Linked DNA regions of Homo sapiens: region 2 is linked to region 1. Evidence: read pairs that join two places in POLR2A ChIA-PET (ENCODE). Cell type or tissue: PC-9. All regions are shown on one strand. Each heading gives the region's core, and the rest is flanking DNA. Links, peaks and the distances in the headings are about the cores only.

Region 1 (12,988 bases), core at 2,652-10,651:
CTCATAGGGAAGTTTACCTAGAAAGAAGTTTGCTTTTTGGTTTTGTCTAGATTATATTTCTATTAAAATATGAACATAGTATTTCTATAAAATACTTTGCAAAACTAAGGCAGTTCCTAAAATGGGGAAGTTTTCAGGATTACGTTCTCATGATTCACTGATGTTGTGCTTATCATAACTAGGTAAGGTGGGGGAGGAAGTTCTAAGAATGACGGCATTTACATGCAAAAACCAAACTGACATAAACCAGCATCATAAAAGAAACATGCCATAAGAGAATGCCCCAGGGCTAAAGTATGACTTGAATCAGTGAAAGGCAGGTGCTTCTAACTGGGAAATGATCTGATAGGCTGTTCTGTTGCAGAATAGACATGGATTAGATTTTTGCACTACTCCACACACCTATAGGTAGTAGAGTGAAAACCAAAAACCTTGGAGGTTTTAATGGCAATAATCATAATTATTGGGAAAACACTTTTTCTCCTATGTTAAAGCCACTATAAAATAATAACATTCTTTCATTGCTGAATGCACCCAAATCATTCAGCTATTTCTGTTATGAATGATCTAGATACTACTCTATTGCATTATGGGAAATAGCCCAGATAAACTTTGGAATATCTCCAAGTTCTATGATTCTCTTGTCAAGAGTACATGTAATATGCGACATATATATAATAAATACACCCAGCAAACACATATATGTATATATGTTTGCATTTTGCCTAAGACCGTCCCCCTTCAGTAAGTCCATTTTCTACTCTAAATTTTGGATCAGTTTCTGAGTTACCGAACCACCAAATATATAACAGAAACAAACCGGAGAGCATGGTGGGGAAGTTGGGATAGTGAAGCAAATGTGTGTTTCCACTACAAACATTGTTTATATTGCAAATATATTTGTACTCTTATTTTTAAGAATATGTAAGTACATGCTGATTAATGGCTATAAGTTTCAGAACATTATTGGGTTTATAGAAGCTTTTATCTTATGTGTTTTCTCATTTAACTGAATACTGAAAGTACAATTACTATAAATGGAAAGTCCTTAAAAACTGTTGATATTAGAAAGGAATTCTCAAAGTTGTTACTGAAAAAATGGAAGTGTTATATTTGGAAGGACCTTTTTGAATTTTATCTATTTTTTTCTGAGCAGGAATATTTTACAGTGTTCTAGATCATATTGTATCTGTTTCCACAAAAATTACATGCCTATATTTAATTATGTAAACCTTAAATGGGGGAAATTATAATTCTATCAATTTGAGAATATATAATCTTTTAAAAACACATTTAAGATATAAGCCATATGTTAAATTGAGTAAATCAGGTGTTGAAATAATGTGCTTTACTTTCAAATATAGTATCCCAGTATTTTTTAAGTTACAAAAAATTGGTAGCAGCCAAAGTATATCAGAATAAATTATCAGGCTCATAGCTCTGCTGGAGGAGGATATTGTTTTGACAGTTGAAATCTGACTAATGGTAACCTGATAGAACGTGAATAATGAGATGATGCTTATAGTTTGAGGACAAGGAGCTTGTCTTTGGCCTGTGAGTCAGTATTAACAGTCCTTGCACTCATTGGCACCAATGCTGGCCAAGTGGCCCTGGAAATAGGTTGCTCAGCTGACTCATTGGTGGCACCCCTAACTCCAGTAGTGCAGTCATTTTTCTTTGGGTCATGAGGATTGTCCACTGAAGATTCTTTGCAGCAATTTTAATCTGCACCACCTCCTCTTCCTCTCACAATGTCCATCCATTCATTCATTTATTGAAAAATATTTATGGTATGTCAGGAACTATGCTGGATGCTGGGGATCCAATGGTAAGCAATCAGACACAGTCAAACAATCACACAACAATTATATAATCACGAACTAAGATAGGTGCTGTGAAGGCAAGGATAAAGCCATGACAATATAACAGAGGACCCTGAAATCACATGGGGAGTTAGGGAAAGCTGTCCTAAGGAAGGTGAGTTTGAGTGAGAGCTAAAGCTGCACTGACAAAAATAGCAGCCACTGTATGTAGTTATTTAGATTAATTAAAAGTAAATAAAACTAAAATTCAGGCCAGGCATGGTGGCTCACGCCTGTAATCCCAGCACTTTGGGAGGCCGAGGCGGGTGGATCACAAGGTCAGGATATCGAGACCATCCTGGCCAACATGGTGAAACCCCATCTCTACTAAAAATACAAAAAGTAGCCAGGCATGGTGGCATGCCTGTAATCCCAGCTACTCGGGAGGCTGAGGCAGGAGAATCGCTTGAACCCGGGAGGAGGTTGCAGATCGCACCACTTCACTCCAGCCTGGGCAACACAGCGAGACTCTGTCTCAAAAACAAACAAACAAAAAAAAAATGAAAAAACACAACAACAACAACAACAACAACAACAAAACAACCTAAAATTCAGTTTCTCAGTCACACTAGCCACATCAACTGCTCAATAGTCACATGTGGCTAGTGCCTACAGAATTGGACAGCACAGGTATATAATATTTACATCACTGCAGAAGTTCTACTGACCAGCATTGGTCTAAATGATGAATAGGAATTAACCAGGAAAGTGATGAGCAAAACCATTGTAGGTTGAGAGACTACCATGGGCAAAGGCTCTGTGGTAGGGGAGACAATGTACAAACTGTTACGGAAACTACAGTCCATGGGATTTTAGCTGGATAAGGGACAAAGGATAAAAGAAGAGACCTGATGAATTGGTAGAAAGTAGAAGGGGTTACTGGGCTGAAAATCTAAATTTGGACACAAAATAGTCATGGTGGGTGGAACGGCAAAGGAGAAGCAGGTGTGGTCAAAAAGCAGGATGCGCCGGGCAAGGTGGCACATGCCTGTAATCCCAGCACTTTGGGAGGCCAAGGCGGGTGGATCACAAGGTCAGGAGTTCAAGACCAGCCTGGCCAACGTAGTGAAACCCCATCTCTACTAAAAATACAAAAAATTAGCCGGGCCTGGTGGCAGGCGCCTGTAATCCCAGCTACTCGGGAGGCTGAGGCAGGAGAATCACTTAAACCCCGGAGGCAATGGTTGCAGTGAGCAGAGATCGTGCCACTGCACCCCAGCCTGGGTGACAGTGTGAGTCTCCACCTCAAAAACTAAAAAATAAAAAAGCAGGATGCTTGAATCAGCGGTTTTGGCAATAGATCTGTTGCAGATGATGACAAGGTCCAAATGTGACCCTGAGAGTGGGTAGCTTGGATGGAGAGAAGCTAAAGGTCATTGGAGATAAGGAAGTTGGGACTCAGAGGCCAGATTATCATGTATGTCAACTTTGCATTTTGAAATTACTGCAGCAATTGGCAGAGTTTGGATTTGAGGGGAACAGTCCCAAAGAGTAAATGGGAGGCCCAGAAATGATAGCTACCAGCAGGGGGAAAGGAGGCCTTATCAGATAGCTCCACACTGACTCAGATGAGAGAGTGCAAGGACAAGGGACCTGGAAATGACAATGGGGAACAATGGGACAGCAAAGCCCTTCTCCACCTGATGTGAGAAAGCAGACGGTCACCACTTCAGAGGACTAAAGGAGAAGCAATGTCCTCAGGGAAAACTCAGGTTTTTGTTGGAGCAAAAAGGTGAAGGCATGGTTGAGAGAACAGAGTGATGACATAGGGGAGTTTGCTGAATACAAAGCAACGGTTCCAGAAGGCATGTGGAAGCCCTGAGCAAGAGAGGAGGAACAGAGGGCTCATCCAGGAGCAGTGGGGAAAATCAGGCAAAGAGATTGATGACTGAGGTGGACTTATATTTAAGCATTAACTGATTTAAAAAAAAAAAAAGTCAATGGGAATGGGAGTGATTACTGGCCCTACTGCTGCAAGGACTTGGCTCACTAGACCTGATGAAGGGGTGTTCCTGCAGGAGTTTCTGCACAGGCCACTGCTTGGGATGTTCTTGAGCCAGAGGTTGTAGTTTCAGCTCCTGTACAGCTTAGCATAACATTGGCTTCAGAGGCTTAGGCTTCAACACCTGACACAATGTTGACTGTCTCAGAGGTGAGGTGTTAAGAATACCACAGATTGAATACATGAGGTGTTAAGGACCTCAGAGGTTGGGTATTAGTTAGTTCAGTCCCAGAGAGTAGGGCAATTGGCACTCCTAGAAGATGCGTCTCTATACCTGAGCAGCCTGCGGTACGCTGGTCCCAGCAGTCTGCAAGTGATACATGCGATTTTCCAATCTTTTTGAATCAACAGCATGTTCTCATCAGTCTGTAATTGTAGATCAGAGGATACTTTATCAAATATAATCATTGAGCTCTATAATTCATGAACTCTGCTTGTAACACATCTTCAATTTTTAAATTGTGAGAACTTGCAAGAGCTGCAAGTTATGTGCTGTTTTAAATTTAGTTCTAACAAAATATAGCTGGAGGTTCTGTCATAAGATTAATAAACATACATTATTTGGGAGGTTATTTATTATTTTAATTATGTGACATTATTTTTCCCCTCTGACAAAAGCAATCAAGATGACTAAAATTGAATTGGTGAAAATGAACTGATCCCCAAAGGTTATAAATGTTGTTGAAAAATGTCAGGAATTTATTAAATTTCCCACATGTTAACCAAAAAAGGTTAGTAAGGTAGATACACAGTGGTGACTTCATGTCAGTGAAGAATCTGACTAGAAGTAGACAGAATTCTAGAGATAAATTCATCAAATCCTCTACTCTATAGATCAGGAAACTGACACTTAGGTTAGGTGCAGTGACCATTTCCAGTGACTTTGACCTTTACTGACAAAATGTCAGGGAAGACTTAGTACCACAGGCCAGGCACAGTGGCTCATGCCTATAATCCCAGCACTTTGGGAGGCCAAGGTGAGTGGATTGCCTGAGCTCAGAAGTTCGCGACCAGCCTGGGCAACATGGTGAAACCACATCTCTACAAAAAATACAAAAATTAAACAGGCATGGTGGCATATGGATGTAGTCCCAGCTACTTGGGGGGCTGATGTGGGAGGATTGCTTGAGCCTGGGAGGTTGAGGCTGCAGTGAGCCAAGATCATGCCACTGCACTTCAGCCTGGGTGACAGAGCGAGACCCTGTTTCCAAAAGAAAAACAAACAAACAAAACAAAAAACAAAGACTTAGTACCAGGAACCAGATGGAATGACAATAATATTGTAAACATTAAATCTCCAATATCACATAATTATAGGGTCTTAGACTTCAACTTACTATAGGACTGTCTGGTCCAGTGTTGAAATCCTCTTGCAGATGGTTATCTGCTCTTCCTTGACTACATGCCTTGACTGGATGTTGTATTCTTCCATGGCAGTTCATTCTGTTATGCAGTAGCTGTTTATGTTGGAAATTCTTTACACTGAGCTGGTGTTATCCCTACAATTTCACCTATGGGTTCTGACTTCTTGAGCTGAGATCTGCAAGAGTTAGCCCATGACAATTATATTTGCTCTAATTCTCTTCTTTTCCAGGTAAGACACCTCTAATTCTCAGAGTTGCATGTCATATATGAGGAAAAGTGAAGTAAAAAAAGAGGAGAAAAAATAATGTGTTGTGGGCAATTACTAGAACTCAGGGAGTTAGGTTTTACTCAGCATCATCAAATGCAAGCTTCTCATCCTTTTGAGTCAGCAGCATGTCCTTATCAGTCCCTAAGTGAGCTCTGCAAATCAAGAATTCTGGTTGCAGTGTACACTTAATTTTTAAATTGTAAAAAGAACTAGCTAGCTTGGGCATGGTGGCCTATGCTTATAACTTCAGCACTTCGGGAGACTTAGGTGGAAGGATTGCTTGAGCTCAGGAGTCTAAGACAAGCCTGGGCAACATAACAAGACACCATCTCTACAAATAATATAAAAAATTAGGCAGGTGTGGTGCCACATGCCTGTAGTCCCAGCTACTCAGGAAGCTGAAGCAGGAAGATGGCTTGAGCCTGGGAGATCAAGGCTGCAGTGAGCTGTGATTGTGCTACTGCGCTCCAGCCTGAGCAACAGAACAATACCCTGTCTTACACATACACAAAAAAGAACTAGCTCTACTGAAAAAATAGAACAATTGGCCAAGTGTGGTGGCTCACCCCTGTAATCCCAGCACTTTGAGAGGCTGAGGCAGGCAGATCGCCTGAGGTCAGGAGTTCGAGACCAGCCTGACCAACATGGAGAAACCCCGTCTCTACTAAAAATACAAAATTAGCTGGGCATGGTGGTGGCGGGCACCTGTAATCCCATCTACTCGGGAGGTTGAGGCAGGAGAATCGCTTGAACCCAGGAGGCAGAGATTGCAGTGAGCCAAGATCGCGCCACCGCACTCCAGCCTGGGCAACAAGAGAGAAACTCTGTCTCAAAAAAAAAAAAAAAAGAGAACAATTATAACACAAAGGGGAGTAATAGAATCCAATGGAATAAAAATTTACACTTTTTATTTGTAAAAAGTCTGAGATCACTAAGTTAATATAAGAATCTCTAGACTTCATATTGTGCTAAAACATAATAGTGCTCAAAACATTGCAGCTTTGTTATAAAAAATAAAATTCTTAGTTGTTATTTAACTCTATCCTTAAATAAAGAAAAAAAACCCATTTCTTTCCACCTCTTCAAATATTAAAATTCCAGGAAACAACTGATATGCTAGGATATTCTTAGCTAAGATTTAAATTAGATTTGGGAAAGTTGTGCATGTGTCATTTTCAATGGTTCGTAGAGCATAAAAGCACAAATTTACTTTGATTTTTGATTCTAATTTGAATCCTAGAAGGAACTGTTTTATTTTCTAGAAAATCTAGTACATGGATAGTGTTTATTTAAATATGTACAAATATAAATGTCCTCATGAGTTCAAAGTATAAAATAAGTATAAAATAAGTATATTTTTTAAACCAAAAGGCAGATGAACATACACACTGTGATGGTTAGTACTCAATGTCAACTTGATTGGATTGAAGGATACGAAATATTGATCCTGGCTTTGTCTCTGAGGGTGTTGCCAAAGGAGATTAACATTTGAGTCGGTGGGCTGGGAAAGGCAGACCCATCCTTAATCTGGGTGAGCACAATTGAATCAGCTGCCAGTGCAGCTCAAATAAAAAGCAGGCAGAAAAGATGTGAAGAGAGACTGGCCTACCCTCGCAGCCAACATCTTTCTCCTGTGCTGGATGATTCCACGCCTCAAACTCCAAATTCTTCAGTTTTGGAAGTCAGACTGGCTCTCCTTGCTCCTCAGCCCGCAGACAGCCTATTGTGGGACCTTGTGATCATGTGAGTTAATACTGAAAAAACTCCCCTTTAAATAGATATATCTATTCCATTAGTTCTGTTCCTCTAGAGAACTCTAATACATACGCTCATCTGACAAACCTAGCCATAACAAAGCTACAGAGATTCTGATGTTTGTTCAGAGACCGATTTACCTTTAGACAAAAGTATTTTTAAAACACAGTCTAAAAATCAGAGATAAATCAATTTGAATGGAATTTTGTTACTTACAAATTGCTTTGAGTCTGGTGGGATTTTCAAATTCTGACCCTAACTAGATTTGGCTCTATGTAAATTTGTAGTTAAAAGGTTTCACTCTGTATGGGTCTATAATCATTTATTTACCCATATATTACATGTCTTTTTGCCTGAGGAGGACTGAAAAAAAATGGACTTTATTTATTAGACTGCCCACGAGAAGAGTAAGTCCAGTGAAAACATTTTTGTTAAGCCTTTCCCATTTGTTTGCTAGGATAATAGTGATGTTAAACTTGAGAGTTGTATGTACATGCATGTTTAAATCAAATTTGGTAATTAGGTTGTTTTATACAATGATCATTGAATTTGCTTAATGCCCACTGCATGCTAGGCATTTGCAAAGTGTTGGAAGAGATTTAAAGACAAATAAGATAGTTCTTATTCCACATTGTGATTGCTGAAACTGATACCTGAAGAAATAATTATGATACAGCACGGTATCTTATAAGATATACAAATTGTTGTTGTAATATAAAATAACTTATTAGGCTGGGCATGGTGGCTCACACCTGTAATCCTAGCACTTTGGGAGGCCACGGTGGGTGGATCACAAGGTCAAGAGATCAAGACCATCCTGGCCAATATGGTGAAACCCCGTCTCTACTAAAAATACAAAAATTAGCTGGGCATGGTGGTACACATCTGTAGTCCCAGCTACTTGGGAGGCTGAGGCAGGAGAATCACTTGAACCTGGGAGGTGGAGGTTGCAGTGAGCCGAGATTGCACCACTGCACTCCAGTCTGGCAACAGAGTGAGACCCCGTTTCAAATAATAATAATAACTTATTGTAGGTTGGTTACGGTGGCTCATGCCTATAATCCCAGCACTGTGGGAGGCCGAGGTGGATGGATAACCTGAAGTCAGGTGTTTGAAACCAGCCTGGCCGACATGGCAAAACCCCGTCTCTACTAAAAATACAAAAATTAGCGGGGCATGGTGGTGGGTGCCTGTAATCCCAGCTACTCCGGAGGCTGAGGCAGGAGAATTGCTTGAACCCAGGAGGTGGAGGTTGCAGTGAGCCAATATCGAACCACTGCACTCCAGCCTGGGCAACAGAGTGGGGCTTTGTCTCAAAATAAATAAATAAATAAAATAAAATAACTTACTATAATATGGTAGAAAGATTCAAATAGAAGTTCCATGTAGAGTGAAGACTTTAAAACTGTACTGAATGATGCAAGAATTTTTAAAAGTGAAAAGAAAGTTATGAGACAAAATTACCCAACTCTTTCCAGACCTTTTATTTTGCACATTTCTGATTAAACAAAGCATATTGTGTCTCTCTCTAGTTTTCTGAGCACCTCAACTTTGCTTAAAACTTTCTAAAAGATTTTTCAGAGAACTTCATGGAAGAGATCATTTTGAGCTGAGCCTTGAGGAAATGAGGATTTTCTGAGCAGGAAGGAAGCTGAACACCATTCCAAATATAAGAAACTAGAGGTGCAAAGGCAGAGAGGTGTACTCTGGGGAATGGGAAGCGTTGGGCTGCTTATTGGGGTGTGAGAAAGGAAATAGTAGCAGGTGCAGCCAGAAAGGAGCCAGAGCCAGGCTATGAAGGGTCTACTAAACATCCTCAGACAACAGAGAAAGGACGGAACATTTTTTGTTTTGTTTTATTTTTTACTTTTATTTGTAAATAATTTCCAGTTTACAGAAAAGTTGAAAGTATGAATAGTATATGGAATGCCTGTATATCCTTTATCCAGATTCACCTATTGTTAATACTTTATCCTACTTGCTTTTTTGTTTGATCTCTCTCTCCTTTTTATTATAAATACATATATGTATGTGTGTGCACATATATATGTACATATACACACACACACAGAATTGTTTCTATACCATTTGAAAATAAATTGGATGAATCATTATGACCTTCTTCTAAATATCTCTGTTCTTTTTTCCTAAAAATAGGGCTATTCTCTTCTTAACCACAGAATAGTTATCAACTTTAGTAAATTTAACCCTAATAAAATACTTTTTATCTACCCTGGAATTCATATGCCAATTTTGTCAATTAAAGCAATATCTGTTATGGTATTTTTCCCCCTTCAAGAACAGGATCAAGTCTAACCTAAAGTATTGTACTTAGTTGTCATGTCCATTTACTATTTTAATGTAGAACAGTCCTGAAGCCTGTCTGTGACTTTTATGATGTTGACATTTTTTAAATAACATAGTCCCCCTTTTAAAAAAAAAAAAAATAGAACAATTCTTCAGAAAGGCCCTGGGGAAGAGGAAAAGCTTTTCTAGCAATTGATGTCAGCAACCCACCAAGGAACCAGTGGAAGAAATCTAAGATGGCTGACTAAATGCGGCTAGTACACAGCTCTTCTGTGGAGAGGAAAAAAAATGGCAAGTAGATATTCACACTTCAAATAGATCATCTAAGAGAAAACACTAGAATTCAACAGGAAAGTGGTAGGAAGCATCAAAAGCAAAGAAGGAGAGGGAGGCAGGGCAACCTACTGGGTCAAGATCAGCTGGAAGCTGAGAAAACCTCCCTTAAATAGGGAAAGGGTAAGTGAATGACCCCCAGGGCTCCACATTCCCACCATGGACTTCTACATTCCTAGCCACAGGAAAGCACCTTGACCTTCTTGGGCTTCAGACGAACATACAGAGCTACTTAGAGATTGTGTAGAGGCACTACTTTAGAAAGAACACTCACACTGAGTCCCACAGGCTTCTGAGCCCCAAGCAACTGCCACATGGCACCATTCTGAGCACTCAGCCCCCAGAAGACTGTCAAAGAAGAGAGGAGGATGGCACTTTTACACACACCAACGACAAATCTTACTTCCTCCTCTGCCACAGTCTGTTGTTGGACCAAAAGGTGAGAGAACTGCACATCCCATAGCTGCCTTCCTAAACTGCTCTCACTGAGAGTGGCCCCATCCTCCTCAGAGACAGGCCCACAGCACAGCCACCACTGCCCCTACCTGAGCATTCTGCCAACAGCCTGGGGACCACCTGCCTTTGCCTATTATAACCAGTGATGGAACACACTACCAGAGAGCCTGAAGTCCACTATCCTGGTCCTGTCCTCCAGTTCTCAAGCATGCTGTCCAAGGGCCTGGAGGTTGCCCTGCCCAGCCACTGTTGGCAGCTGAACACTGTTGGCAGCTGAATACTTCTCAAGTGCCATTCAAAACTTCATGTATCAGTAATAACTTTAAATGTAAATGGATTAAATTATCCACTTAATATGTATAAAGTGGCTGAATGGATAAAGAAAAAATATCCAATTATATGCTGCCTACAAGAAATATACTTTATCTGCCAAGACACATATAAACTTAAAGTAAAGAAATGGAAAAAAAATATTACACAAAATGAAAACCAAAAGCAAGCAGGAGTAGCTATACTTATATCAGATAAAACAAACTTTGAGTCAAAAACAGTAAACAAACAAACAAAACCAAAGAAAGTCACTATACAGTGATAAAGGGAGCAATCCAGCAAAATGAAATAACAATTCTGAAAACATATGCACTCAGCACTGGAGCACCCAGATTTGAAAAGCAAATATTACTAGATCTAAAGAGAGAAAAACATTCCAATAAAACAATAGTGGGGGAGTTCAACACCCTACTCTCAGCATGAGATAGATCATCTAGATGGAAAAATCAACAAAGAAGCAGTGGATTTAATCTGCGCTTTAAACCAAATGGACCTAACAGATATTTACAGAACATTTTATCCAACAACTACAGAATATACATTCTTCTCATCAGCACATGGAATGTTTTTCAGGATAGCCCATATATTAGGCCACAAAACAAGTCTCAACTTTTTTTAAAATCAAAATTATATCAACTGTCTTCTCAGACTACAGTGGAATAAGACTAGAAATTAATACCAACAAGAATTTTGGAAACTATAAAAATACATGGAAATTAAACAACACAGTCCTGAACAACCATTGACTCAACAAAAAAGTAAGATGGAAATAAAAAATATTCTTGAAACAAATGAAAATAGAAACACAGCATATCAAAATCTATGGGATACAGCAAAAGCAATGCTAAGTGGAAAGTTTATAGCAATAAACACCTAAATCAAAAAAATGGAGGCTGGGCTCAGTGGCTCATGTCTGTAATCCCAGCACTTTGGGAGGCTGAGATGGGCAGATTGCTTGAGCCTAGGAGTCTGAGATCAGCATGGGCAACATGGCGAAACCATGTCTCTACAAAACATACAAAAAATTAGCTTGGTGTGGTGGTGCACACTTGAGTACCAGCTACCCAAGAGACTGAGGTGGGAGGATTGCTTGAGCCAAGGAGAGAGAGGTTGCAGTGACCTGAGATCATGCCACTCTACTGCACTTCAGCCTGCACAAGAGAGTGAGACCCTGTCTCAAAAAAAAAAAAAAAAAATCAGGATCAGGTGCAGTGGCTCATGCCTGTAATCCCAGCACTTTGGAAGGCTGAGGTGGGTGGATCACCTAAGCTCAGGAGTTCGAGACCCGGGCAATGTAGTGAAACCCCGTCTCTACCAAAATATACAAAAATTAGCCAGGCATGGTGGCACACACCTGTAGTCTCAGCTACTCTGGAGGCTGAGGTGGGAGGATCGCTTGATCTGGGAGACAGAGGTTGCAGTGAGCCAAGGTTGCACCACTGCACTCCAGCCTGTGTGACAGAGTGAGACCCCATCTCAAAGAAAAAAAAAAAGAGAAGGATTTCAAATAAAAACCTAAGGAGACATCTCAAGGAACTAGAAAAGTGAGAATATATGAAACTCAAAATTAGTGAAAGAGTAATAAAGATCAGGGCAGAACTAAATAAAACAGAGTCTAAATGAAAAAAATACAAGGCCGGGCATGGTGGCTCACGCCTGTAATCCCAGCACTTTGGACGGCTGAGGCAGGCAGATCATGAGGTCAGGAGATTGAGACCATCCTGCCTAACATGGTGAAACCCCATCTCTGCTAAAAAAAACTTAGCCGGGCGTGGTGGCGGGTGCCTGTAGTCCCAGCTACTCAGGAGGCTGAGGCAGGAGAATGGCGTGAACCTGGAGGCAGAGCTTGCAGTGAGCCAAGATCGCGCCACTGCACTCCAGCCTGGGCAACAGAGCAAGACTCTGTCTCAAAAAAAAATAAATAAATAAATAAATAGGCCAGGCGTGGTGGCTCAAGCCTGTAATCCTAGCACTTTGGGAGGCAGAGGTGGGTGGCTCATGAGGTCAGGAGTTTGAGACCATCCTGGCCAACATGGTGAAACCCCGTCTCTACTAAAAACAAACAAAAAAATAGCCGGGCGTGGTGGCGGGCGCCTGTAGTCCCAGCTACTCGGGAGGCTGAGGCAGGAGAATGGCGTGAACCCAGGAGGCAGAGCTTGCAGTGAGCCAAGATGGCGCCACCGCACTCCAGCCTGGGGGACAGAGCGAGACTCTGTCTCAAAAAAAAAAAAAAAAAAATCATAATAATACAAAGGATCAATGAAACAGTTGTTTTTTTAAAAAAGATAAAATTGATAAACCGCTAGCTGA
Region 2 (12,988 bases), core at 2,473-10,472, 73 kb before region 1:
GTGGATAATCTTTTTGATGTGCTGCTGGATTCAGTTTGCCAGTGTTTTATTGAGGATTTTCGCATCGATGTTCATCAGGGATATTGGCCTGAAATGTTCCTTTTTTGTTATGTCTCTGCCAGGTTTTGGTATCAGAATGATGCTGGCCTCATAGAGTGAGTTAGGGAGGATTCCCTCTTTTTCTATTGTTTGGAATAGTTTCAGAAGGAATCGTAGCAGCTCCTCTTTGTACCTCTGGTAGGTAGAATTTGGCTGTGAATCCATCTGGTCCTGGACTTTTTTTGGTTGGTAGGCTATTAATTACTGCCTCAATTTCAGAACCTGTTATTGGTATATTCAGGGATTCGACTTCTTCCTGGTTTAGACTTGGGAGGGTGTATGTGTCCAGGAATTTATCCATTTCTTCTAGGCTTTCTGGTTTATTTGCGTAGAGGTGTTTATAGTATTTTCTGATGGTAGTTTGTATTTCTGTGGGATCAGTGGTGGTATCCCCTATATCATTTTTTATTGTGTCTATTCGATTCTTCTCTCTTTTCTTCTTTATTAGTCTGGCTAGCGGTCTATTGATTTTGTTGATCTTTTCAAAAAACCAACTCCTGGATTCATTGATTTTTTGAAGGGATTTTTCTGTCTCTATCTCTGTCAGTTCTGCTCTGATCTTAGTTATTTCTTGTCTTCTGCTAGCTTTTGAATTTGTTTGCTGTTGCTTCTCTAGTTCTTTTCATTTTGATATTAGGGTGTCAATTTTAGATCTTTCCTGCTTTCTCTTGTGGGCATTTAGTGCTATAAATTTCCCTCTATACACTGCTTTAAATGTGTCCCAGAGATTCTGGTACGTTGTGTCTTCGTTCTCACTGGTTTCAAAGAACATCTTTATTTCTGCCTTCATTTCGTTATGTACCCAGTAGTCATTCAGGAGCCGGTTGTTCAGTTTCCATGTAGTTGTGCGGTTTTGAGTGAGTTTCTTAATTCTGAGTTCTAATTTGATTGCACTGTGGTCTGAGAGACTGTTTGTTATGATTTCCATTCTTTTGCATTTGCTGAAGAGTGTTTTACTTCCAATTATGTTGTCAATTTTAGAATAAGTGCAATGAGGTGCTGAGAAGAATGTATTTTCTGTTGATTTGGGATGGAGAGTTCTGTAGATGTCTATTAAGTCCACTTGGTCCAAGCTGAGTTCCAGTCCTGAATATCTTTGTTAATTTTCTGTCTTGCTGATCTGTCTAATATCGACAGTGGGGTGTTAAAGTCTCGCACTATTATTGTGTGGGAGTCTAAGTCTCTTTATAGGTCTCTAAGAACTTGCTTTATGAATCTGGGTGCCCCTGTATTGGGTGCATATATATTTAGGATAGTTAGCTCTTCTTGTTGCATTGATCCCTTTACCATTATGTAATGCCCTTCTTTGTCTCTTTTGATCTTTGTTGGCTTAAAGTCTGTTTTATCAGAAAGTAGGATTGCAACTCCTGCTTTGTTTTGCTTTCCAGTTGCTTGGTAAATATTCCTCCATCCCTTTATTTTGAGCCTTTGTGTGTCTTTGCACATGAGATGGGTCTCCTAAATACAGCACATTGATGAGTCTTGACTCTTTATCCAATTTGCCAGTCTGTGTCTTTTAATTGGGGCATTTGGCCCATTTCCATTTAAGGTTAATATTGTTATGTGTGAATTTGATCTTGTAATTATGATGCTAGCTGGTTATTTTGCCCATTAGTTGATGCAGTTTCTTCATAGTGTCAATGGTCTTTATAATTTGGCATGTTTTTGCAGTGGCTGGTACCAGTTGTTCCTTTCCATGTTTAGTGCTTCCTTCAGGAGCTCTTGTAAGGCAGGCCTGGTGGTGACAAAATCTCTCAGCATTTGCTTGTCTGTAAAGGATTTTATTTCTCCTTCACTTATGAAGCTTAGTTTGGCTGGATATGAAATTCTGGGTTGAAAATTCTTTTCTTTAAGAATATTGAATATTGGCCCCCACTCTCTTCTGGCTTGTACGGTTTCTGCTGAGAGATCCGCTGTTAGTCTGATGGGCTTCCCTTGATCGGTAACGCGATCTTTCTCTCTGGCTGCCCTTAACATTTTTTCGTCATTTCAGCCTTGGTGAATCTGACAATCATGTGTCTCAGGGTTGCTCTTCTCGAGTAGTATCTTTGTGGCATTCTCTGTATTTCCTGAATTTGAATGTTGGCCTGTCTTTCTAGCTTGGAGAAGTTCTCCTGGATAATATCCTGAAGAGTGTTTTCTAACTTGGTTTCATTCTCCCTGTCACTTTCAGGTACACCAATCAAACGTAGGTTTGGTATTTTCACATAGTCCCATATTTCTTGGAGGCTTTGTTTGTTCCTTTTCATTCTTTTTTCTCTAGTCTTGTCCTCTCATTTTATTTCATTAAGTTGATCTTCAATCATTGATATCCTTCCTTCTGCTTGATGGATTCAGCTATTGATACTTGTGTATGCTTCACGAAGTTCTTGTGCTGTGTTTTTCAGCTCCGTCAGGTCATTTATGTTCTTCTGTAAACTGGTTATTCTAGTTAGCAATTCATCTAACCTTTTTTCAAGGTTCTTAGCTTCCTTGCATTGGGTTAGAACATGCTCTTTTAGCTCAGAGGAGTTTGTTATTACCCACCTTCTAAAGCCTACTTCTGTCAGTTCGTCAAACTCATTCTCTGTCCAGTTTTGTTCTCTTGCTGGCAAGGAGTTGTGATCCTTTGGAGGAGAAGAGACGTTCTGGTTTTTGGAATTTTCAGCCTTTTTGCGCTGGTTTCTCCCCATCTTTGTGAATTTATCCATCTTTGGTCTTTGATGTTGGTGACCTTCGGATGGTGTCTTTGAGTGGATGTATTATTCCTTTCTGTTTGTTAGTTTTCCTTCTAACAGGCTCCTCTGCTGCAGATCTGCTGGAGTTTGCTGGAGGTCCACTCCCGACCCCGTTTGCCTGGGTATCACCAGCAGAGGCTGCAGAACGGCAAAGATTGCTGCCTGTTCTTTCCTCTGGAAGCTTCATCCCAGCAGGGCACCTGCCAGATGCCAGCCAGAGCTCCTGTCTGAGGTGTCTGTCAGCCCCTACTGGGAGGTATCTCCCAGTCAGGATACACAGGGGTCAGGGACCCACTTGAGGAGGCAGTCTGACTCTTAGCAGAGCTTGAACGTTGTGCTGGGAGATCTGCTGCTCTCTTCAGAGCTGTCAGGCAGGAACGTTTAAGTCTGCCGAAGCTGCACCCACAGCCGCCCCTTCCCCCAGGTGCTCAGTCCCAGGGAGATGGGGGTTTTATCTATAAGTCCCTGACTAGAGCTGCTGCCTTTTTTTCAGAGATGCCCTGCCCAGAGAGGAGAAATCTGGCAGTCTGGCCACAGCAGCCTTGCTGAGCTGCAGTGGGCTCTGCCCAGTTCCAACTTCCTGGCTGCTTTGTTTACACTGTGAGCAGAAAACTGCCTACTCAAGCATCAGCAATGGCGGACGCCCCTCCCCCCACCAAGCTCAAGCGTCCCAGGTGGATCTCAGATTGCTGCTGTGTTGGCAGTGAGAATTTCAAGCCAGTGGATCTTAGTTTGCTGGGTTCTGTGGGGATGGGACCCACTGAGCCAGACCACTTGGCTCCCTGGCTTTAGCACCCCTTTCCAGGGGAGTGAACAGTTCTGTCTCGCTAGCATTCCAGGTGCCACTGGGGTATGAAAAAAAAAAACAAAAAAACTCCTGCAGCTAGTTTGGTGTCTGCCCAAACGGCCGCCCAGTTCTGTACTTGAAACCCAGTGCCCTGGTGGAGTAGGCACCAGAGGGAATCTCCTGGTCTGTGGGTTGCGAAGACCAGGGGACAAGTGCAGTATCTGGGCCAGAATGTGCATGGCTCCTCAGGCTCAGTCCCTCATGGCTTCCCTGGGGTAGGGGAGAAAAATTCCTCTACCCTTTGCGCTTCCGGGGTCAGCCAACGCCCCACCCTGCTTTGGTTCACCCTCCATGGGCTGCACCCACTGTCCAACCAGTCCCAATGAGATGAACTGGGTACCTCGGTTGGAAATGCAGAAGTCACCCACCTTTTGCGTCGATCTTGCTGGGAGCTGCAGACCAGAGCTGTTCCTATTCAGCCATCTTGCCAGCAATGATCTCATTCTTTTTTATGGCTGCATAGTATTTCATGGTGTGTGCATATACACACACACTCATATATATTTTATACACACACACACACGCCCCACATTTTCTTTATCCAGTCGTTTGTTGATGGACACTTAGGTAGGTTCCATGACTTTGCTATTGTGAATAGTGCTATAATAAACATGCAAGTGCAGGTATCTTTTTAATATAATGATTTCTTTTCCTTTGGGTAGATGCCCAGTGGTGGGATTAAGCTTAATCCTAATGGCAAAATAGAAGTTAGTCAGGTGGGGATGGCAAGTAGAAGAAATGTTGGGCAAAGGAGACTATGAACAAAGTAAGAAACAGCATGATATGTGCAGGCACCTGAGGGTAAAGTGTGAGACCAAAGGTGGTAGAAAGTGAGGTGTGAGAGGAAAGCAGGGATGGGGAAGCTGAAATGGGATTTTGTAAGGAAGAGGTTTTCAGCCTGGGAGTCCTAACTCACTGGGGTGCAGCCAAACAATGTGTTACTAATAATAAAGTGTTAGGTTTGTAATGGCTTTACTCCTTTAGAAACCTAAATTAGAGCAGATTCAAGGTTATCCCTAGAATATGGTGACTGTCCCCCACTGGCATTCCATATGCTTTCTTGAGAGAGAGAAAGGGATGGAGCGAGGGCTAGAAGCCAGTGCTTGAGCATAACTCTTTGTTCACCTTATCCAAGCAGCAAGCTAGTGGCTACAGTAGTAACAAACTGCTGCTGTGCTTTACTTCCTTACCAGGTCTTTCAGGTTTCATGAAATCTAAGTGTACCCAGAAGACAGTACACCTCTGTGCAAGCACATCGCCCATCTTGATAGTCACAGAGGATGGCAGCTGCGTAAAATGGGGAGCCATGGAAATGTTTCCATGCTGTGGGCTGTGTGCATTTTGTGGTGGCTCCTCTGGCTCCAGTGATTGAACATCCTGTGGGTATGGAAATCTCTGCTGCACACTCCCAGTGTACTTATATTTCAAATCAACTATATGCTTATTGCTCCACTAATATATTATATCTATTTAAAAACATTGTCCAAAATATAAACAGTAAAAGGATAAAATAGAAAAGGGATTAAAGCATTTAAAATAATTTTATTTACTTATAATAGACAAACCTAATGATTGAATACACCTAATTATTCTGTTTAAGTTTTGGTTTAATACTTGCAATACAGTGATTTGCAGGTCTTGTTCTCAGTGTATTTCAGTTCTTGCTTGTAGTGGCTGATATAGCTGGAAAAGGCCTTATAAAGATATGGAACTCCAAATGGAAGCACACTTACTAATCATGAGACTCCGTGCTCAATTCTATTAGTAATGACACAAATGTCTTTGATGAAATTCAAGTTGGTAAATATGTTTCATCCCTGATATCAATCAGTTGTTCTTGCAGGCTAACTGGAAGAGATATGTACTTTTTGTCGTGTTAACAAATAGTTGCCGTTATCTGCTGAACCTCTTTTCTAAAAAACGTAAAATAGGTTAGTAAATGCCAAGCTTTTAAAGTGTTCTGATACCCATGTGTGTACACATGACCCCCTTACGTTATTTTTGGCAATAAAATCACAAGATGATGGAACCATTTTTAAACATCTATTTTTAAAGTTCTCTTCGATAGGGGTTTCTTTTGAAAAGTAGTTATTTTTTCATTCATTGTTAAAATGTTATCTTTACCTTGAGGAAACTGAGTAAGTGTATTTATTTTTTAAAAAACAACTGCAAGATAGCATACTGAGGATTCATCAAAGAAAAGGGCAGCATATGTGGAAGAAAAAATATGCCTCTTACTTAAATTTGGCAATTTGAAAATTGGCCTGATTGGATTTTGGAACGAGTGAGAGAAGGGAGTCCAGGATAAATTCCTAGCTTTCTAGCTTGGACAACTGCTTGAATGGTGGTGTCACCAAATGAAGTAGAGAGAGGAAGAAAACAGGAGCCAGTTTAGGAAGATGATGAAAAAACAAGTTGAACTGGTAGTTGATGAGTTCAAGTGCCCACAGGACTTCCTGCTATTATTTCATGCCTGACATACTGAAAATCAAACTCATCCTTGGCTTTATGTCCTGAATTTACATTTTCTCTCTGTTCTCCTATCTCTGTCCATGGCACCAACCTCTCTAGGTACTTAAGGGTAAACATGTTGGAGCCATATATTGAAACGGGAAAGGTTCCCTTGTCCCCCTTGCAGGGCGTGCAAGGGGCGTGTGGCTTGCTTCTTCAGTGCCCCGCTCCTCAGAGCTCTAGGGGAGCATACAGACTGGCAGGCTGTGGGGCTCCGACCCCACGGCAGTGTCTAGGGGTAAATGTTTACAGCTCCTCAAGCCCCAGTGGGCATGTGTTAAAGGGTGCTCTCTTAGTTTGCCGTCTATAGGCAGCTTGCGTTAACCAGCTCGATGAACCTTGTGGCAAGGGCAGAGGGATTTCCATATCCCAGGGTTTCTTGCCTTGATGTACCGGAAGAATCGGATCACACATGGGCTTGGAGAATGAATGCAAGGTTTTATTGAGTAGAAGTAGCTCTTCGCTGATGGACAAGCCAGAAGGGAGATAGTTTTCCCCTGGAGTTGGGCCGCTGGGTGCCCTTGCTCTCCTCAGAGTGCCCTGGCTAAGCTCCACCTCGACCTGCAAGTCGATGGCCTGCAGTGTCTGTCGGTGTGCTCTTCTGCCAGCATGCTCCCCTCGATGTCCTCTCGCCATCCAGCCACTTGTGCCTACTTCCAATGACGTGTTCCTCTCGACGTCCAGCCACCTCTCTCTGCCTCGCTAGGGTCTCAGGTTTTTGTAGGCCCAGGATGGGGGTGTGGTGGGCCAGGGTGATCTTGGGAAATGTAACATTTGGGCACATAGGCAGAAGTGCCTGTCCTCACCAAGGTCTGTGGGGGTGAAGCCCTAGCCAGGGACCCGCCCTCCTCTACCCAGCACTTCCCTGTCCCTCTTCCGTATCGTTTAAAGGGAACACACTCTTCCCTTCCCAGCACTCCTGATTCATCCTTCTGTTTCCTTCTCTATCCAATGAGTAACTGAGGACTTTCCAGTTTTATTTGTTCCTTCTATATGTATTTATTGAGCACCTCCTGTGTGCCAGGTACTCATCTAGGCCCTGGGAATGTAAGTGGGCAGAAGACAGACAGAGTGCTGGTTGTCATGGAGCTTATATTCCAGGTGGAGAAAATAGATGATAAATAAATATGTAAACATGTAAATAAGAAACTCATGAAATTTTGTTAAGTGCTCAGTAAAGAATTGAAGCAAAGTCATATAATGCTGCCTGGATGGCGCTATAGATGGGGTGGGCACAGAAAAGCTCTCTGAGGTGGTGCCATTGAATGGTGAGCTCTGAGTCCTTGTACTATCAGGGGAAAGATCTTTTCGGGCAGAAGGGCCCAAGCTCTCCATGAGCACAGTGAGTTGTAGGAACAACGGGAAAGCCAGGATGGCTAAGGCTTGGTGGTGGTGGAGTGACCCAAAAGTTATGGCTTTTCTTGAATCACTGCTACTCTGTTCCCATGCTCACCACTTCATGCCTGGCCTGTTAAAATGTCCTTTAATTTCTCCCCACCTTAACTCTCTCCTTGAAATTATTTTGCACATGAGTACCTGGTTTGCCTTCACTATGCCGTGATAAAAAGCCATCAGTAGCTGGAAGCTGTAGGTTGGCCTTTGGGGGTCAGGAACACACATACACAGCTCTTCAACTGGGGCTCCTGTGAGGTTTCCAAGAGGCTTCGGGAGGAAATGAAGTCTCTTGTTACCCTCTCATGTTTACCCACCCTACATATTGGTTTTCAATTACTCTTGTAACAAATGACTACAAACTTCGTGGCTTAAAACAGCATGGATTTATTCCCTTACAGTTCTGGGGCCAGACATCTGAAGTGGGTCTTATTAGGCTTAGAAGCAATGTCCTCAGGACTGTGCTTCTTTCAGTAGGCTCTGTGGGAGAATCTGTTTCCTTACCTTTCCCACCTCTAGAGGCTGCCTGCGTTTCTTAGCCATGGCCCCTTCCTGCATCTTTAAAGCCAGCAGGGCAGCCTCTTCCAGTCTCTCTCTGACTCTGACCCTCACTCTCTTGCTTCCTACTTTCACTTATAAGGACCCTTGTGATCACGTTGGGGCATCTGGATAATCCAGAACAGGAAAATCTCCCCATCTCAAGGTTAACCACTGATTAGTAACAATATACTTCATATATATGAACAGAAATGTACATATGTATACATGTCTATGTTATATTACCATATAAATATCATATCTCATGTGCAAAAAGAATGCATTCACAGGTTCTGAGGATTGGGATGTGGGCATCTTTAGGGGTTCATTATTCTACCTAGCACATCCTGCTTCTTTGATGTATTGGGTTTTATCAGATATTTGTGGCTCATAAGGACTTCCTTCAAATGGAAAGGCCACTACTAAGACTAAGAGGAGGCCTATCATGGAATCTCAGTAGGAGATTGCTTTGACTTTGTGAACACGGTGGAGCTCTGCCCATCAATGAGGCAGGATTACTTGCTTTTCCTGCAAGGGCAGCTGAATGTGGGATGGTGGGAATAGCAGTAGCTATTCCCTTGTATATTCTATCCAAGGCTATTGGCTATTCTATGCTTTGGGTAGAACTCGAACAGCAGAGAATATTTATTTATCTCATTTATTTTCTATCCTGATGGAGAGGTGGATGAGTTGGCCTTTAAGGTGCCCCCAGTCTTGAGAGTTTATTATTTTCCTGTCTGATGAGATGGCCTCCAAGACAAAATGAATGGCTGAGGGATATGGAATAGGAAATCACGTTAGGTAGCATAAGTGCTAACCTCTTGAAAGAGATTATTAAATTTAATTAGTGGACATATTCTGTCTGCTCCACACTTGAGAATTTATAGGAAAAGAGATACCAGAACGCTCCTTAGTGAGACATTCTTTTGTTGTCTTCAACCTCTAAGTAATGTCTACCTGCCAGAAAAGCTATTCTTTGGCAGGAAATGCAAGTAAAATCCCATTATATTGATCTCCATTGGACAATGACCATATGTACTGAATTTCTGGAATAGTTCTCATTTCATGTATTTTATTCTTTTCAATAAGGAATTAATTAAATGTATAACTAAATGTAATTTAATTTTATATCTTGGTAAGACATTTCATACAAATAATTTCACAAATCAGGAAAAGATTTTCTGTCTTTATCTTAGTTTTTATTTTGGGCAAATGCAATTGAACATCTATTTTCCTGGTGGTGAAATTTTTTGCCTGGATAATTATACTGCTACAAAACACCCGTCATCTGTGGAGCTAAAGACAAACAAAACTTATTTCCAGTCTCTGTGTATAAGCAGCAAATTTGTACCTGGTAATAAATTTACCTTGAAAAAAGTAAAAGAAATGAAAAAAAAAGAAATGCTAAGAATAATGACATCCAATGTGTATCAAATACTCACCATAATGTAGGCACTGGAATAAGTACTTTACATGTATAGCTTTGTTTCAGTTTTAAAAATGAAAGCTCTGTGAAGTAAATATGTTCTCCCTGCCCTTATTGTAGAGGTGGAGGCTGATAGGGCACTTGGAGCAAAGTTGTCCTAACAATGTACAGAGTTAGAAAGGAGAGAATTGATATTTGGGTTAATTCACTGCGTCAACCCCAAGCCTTTCTTCCTCTAAGCATCCTAGGGATAGATAGGTAGGTTTTGAGGGAGGAGGTGTGGTTGGGGTGACTGAAGTGGAATTACGGTGATGGTCTATGAGAATTAGAGCCCTTGGACTACAGAGAGAACCAAGAGTTTCTCAGCAGATCAGGTTCCAAGAACCTCGATGTCTGGGGCTGCAGAGTTCTTGCTTTGACGTCTTCTGTGATAAAGATCTGGTCAGTCATTCCAATCTGCCCTATTCCAGAAAATGGCTCACCATCCATGCAGCCACTGAAACCTAAGCTAGGAGTCATCTGAAATTCTTTTTTTTCCACCTCAAATCCTATGCATCAGCAAGTTCTGGGCTGTCCTACTACAAAATACATCTAGAATCTGGTTCTTCTATTGTCTTAAGTTTGTTTGTGCAGCTAAAACAAAAGACTACAGTTTGAGCAGCTTATAAACAATAAACATTTATTTCTCATGGTTCTAGAGGCTGGAAGTCCTGCATCAAGGTGCCAGTAGATTTGGTTAGGGCCCACTTTCTGATTCATGGATGGCACCTTCTTGCTGCTTCCTCACCTGGTGGAACAGGCAAACGAGCCCCTCAGGCTCTTTTATAAGAGCACTAATACCATTTATGAGAGCTCCCCACTCATGACCTAATCACCTCCTAAAGGCCTTACCTCTTAATATGATCATATTGGGGATTGGATTTCAATGTATGAATTTTGGGGGCCACAAACATTTGGACTGTAACATCTGTCCATCCTAATGACTGTCACCCTCCCAAAGGTTCATCTGCTCTCTCTCCTGAACTACCACAACAGCTTCCTAACCAGCCTCCCTGCTTCCACACAATCCCACCCCAAAGTCATCTTCTAAAAACATAAATCAGATCAAGCTCTCCTCTGCTTGACCTTTGTCAACATCTTCCTTGTGCCCTTAGAATAAAAGCCCCACCTCCTAGCATGGCTCACAGGCCCCAAATGAACTGGATCCTGTCTGTGTCTCTAAACTCATATTGTATCCCCTAGGTTCTTTTCCACCTCAGGGCCCCCACCATCCCCTCTACTGAAATCACCTTCTTCCTTAGGTATTTAACATTAGCTCTTCAAGAGGGCCTCAGACAAGCATGCCTCCACGTGCATCCCTCAAATACTCTGTCACATAACCCCTTCCATTTTTTATGTGGCAGTTATTGCAATCTGTTATTATTTTGTTTGTAAGTTGGTTGTTCTTTTGTTTATCTCTCCCACTAGAGGGCTGGACATCATCTGCCTGAATCCTCAGAGCCTAGCACAGTGCCTGACAAATTAGGGGTTCATTGATTATTTGTGAAATAAATTATAGAATGCATCATGATGATTTTTTGAAGTATTATTATGCTCTTAAGGACAGGTGCATATATTGGATGCACTTTGGTATGTCTGTCCAGCTTGTAATAACACTCTTAATTGGGTGCCTGGAGTCAGAGGAAATGGCCCCCAGGAACATCTAGGTGCATGTGCCCCTGACCTCTGGCTCCAGTGGATTGGCAGCTGACCCAGATGGGGTCAACTGAAATTGCAACTCTGGTAATTTGCATTTGGGACTGGAGAGAAGTATGGTTGGACTATGAGTCCTCAGGAGACCTGGGGCAGTCATGAGCTCTGCTCTATGGGCTGGGACCAGAGAAGGCTGGTGAGCAGAGGAAGAGAGGAGACTGAGCAGATGTGCAAAGAGAAAGGGTGACGTGAGACCCAGGGAGACAGTTGGGATGGATTTCCAGTATCTTCTTGCTGCTCATCTGACCTCCTAGCCTTGGGTTGAGGAAAATATCACCTCCCTGCCCTCCAAATGCCATTCCGGGGTAAAGCCAGTGTGTTAAGGACGCTTCGGTCCATTTGACACTTTGTGAAAACAAATTCACCATTTCCATGTTGGTTCTGCTTCAGCACACATTGCTCCGTGCCACTTTCACCTCATGTGATGATAGATGGCTTGCTCTTGAGCTGGAAACTGTGTGTAAGTGACAAGGTTTCTTGAAAAAGAAAATGGAGAAAAAGAAGTGAGAGGTGAACATCTCTGTGGCATCCCCTGTAAGGAGAGAGGGCCGTGAGCTATGAAAAAGCAGGTGCAGTAAGCCGGGGAGCTGGGAACGGGAGACTCAGAGAATATAAAATGTCTGGTTACAAGATATGAGTTTCGAAGCAGCAGAGTGAATCTCCTCAGGTGATGGATCATTATGCTGAAATCAGTCTTCACAATGGAAGACAATGTTAGCAAAAATGAAATATTCCCTCTGAACCAGGGGTTTAAAGTATAGTAGGCCACTCCATGGTAGTGACAATCAATGTCAACTCAGTTTAAGAACATACAATCTTCTCTTAGCCTGACCTCATTAAACCTGATACTAATGAGAGACTAAAGTCCAACAGCCATGCATGGGAGTTTAATATTGCTACAATCACAGCGATTCAAAAGTCCTTTATCAGCAAAGGCATGGGGAAAAACATGTTGGCTTCTCAGCATTGCAACCGGCTGTAAAGTATCTCTCAACGAGTCCACCAAGGTGTGAAAATCAAAAGCCCAGCAGGAGCTATTTATATTGGAAGATTATTAGGCATTAGCCGCACAGAGGAATTGCCTCAGAAAATGCTGCGCCTGACTAGATACTTCCATGGTAAAACCCAGAAAACACTGAGCTCTCCAGAATAATTTTCATTCTTACAAGAACGTGCACCTCTGCTTGGAGTGTCATCTCTCCTGCCATGTGTGCCTGGACAGGCTGGGGAGGGAAAGTGGACTCCAAGGACATGGGGGAGTTGAATATCAGTTAGTTTTGTACACATCAGCAGACCTCCTGCTACTTCCACAACAAGGACTTTTAAAACCTGAGGTAAGGCTGGTATATACAGTTCATGTGTGCTTATGAAGACGTGCACAAGCATGGCCTGGAGAAGCGTGGCCCCAGGAAAAGCTAGGCATCTGCTCTGGCATCCTGGCCCTGCTGGAATAATAGCCCCAAGTTTTGGCTGGGGCGAGTCTGTTTGCCAAAAGAGAGGTTTTAAGGCCTAGAGCAGTGTTTCCGAAACAGACCTCGACTGGGTGTTAGTATGTGTAAGGAGATAAAAGGATTACATGGGCAATGTCTGTGAGATACTGAGCTAAATAAGTTAAATTAAAAATTAAAATGAATGCATGTAATATTAATGCATACAAAAAATTTACACACACACACACACGCACGCACACACACACACAATAAAGAA

Evidence for each region. Peaks named below come from ENCODE experiments on the same cell type or tissue, not always from the same donor. Only the 100,000 strongest peaks of a DNase experiment are listed, where the experiment ranks them.
Region 2: POLR2A ChIA-PET joins it to region 1 with 11 read pairs; 3 of 35 experiments call an interaction of 5 or more read pairs at or near these places.

What each region holds. Positions count from the first base shown.
Region 1 is chr4:128,604,819-128,617,806 of GRCh38, forward strand. No RefSeq gene overlaps it. Among named protein-coding and RNA genes, the nearest start is that of LINC03140, 41 kb to the left of the region's middle. RefSeq lists enhancers at 9,900-10,401, 10,402-10,901. In PC-9, for the core only: no CTCF peak of the experiment used is centred there; no DNase peak of the experiment used is centred there.
Region 2 is chr4:128,532,246-128,545,233 of GRCh38, forward strand. No RefSeq gene overlaps it. Among named protein-coding and RNA genes, the nearest start is that of LINC03140, 32 kb to the right of the region's middle. RefSeq lists enhancers at 2,735-3,388, 3,389-4,042. In PC-9, for the core only: no CTCF peak of the experiment used is centred there; a DNase peak (open chromatin) is centred at 6,046.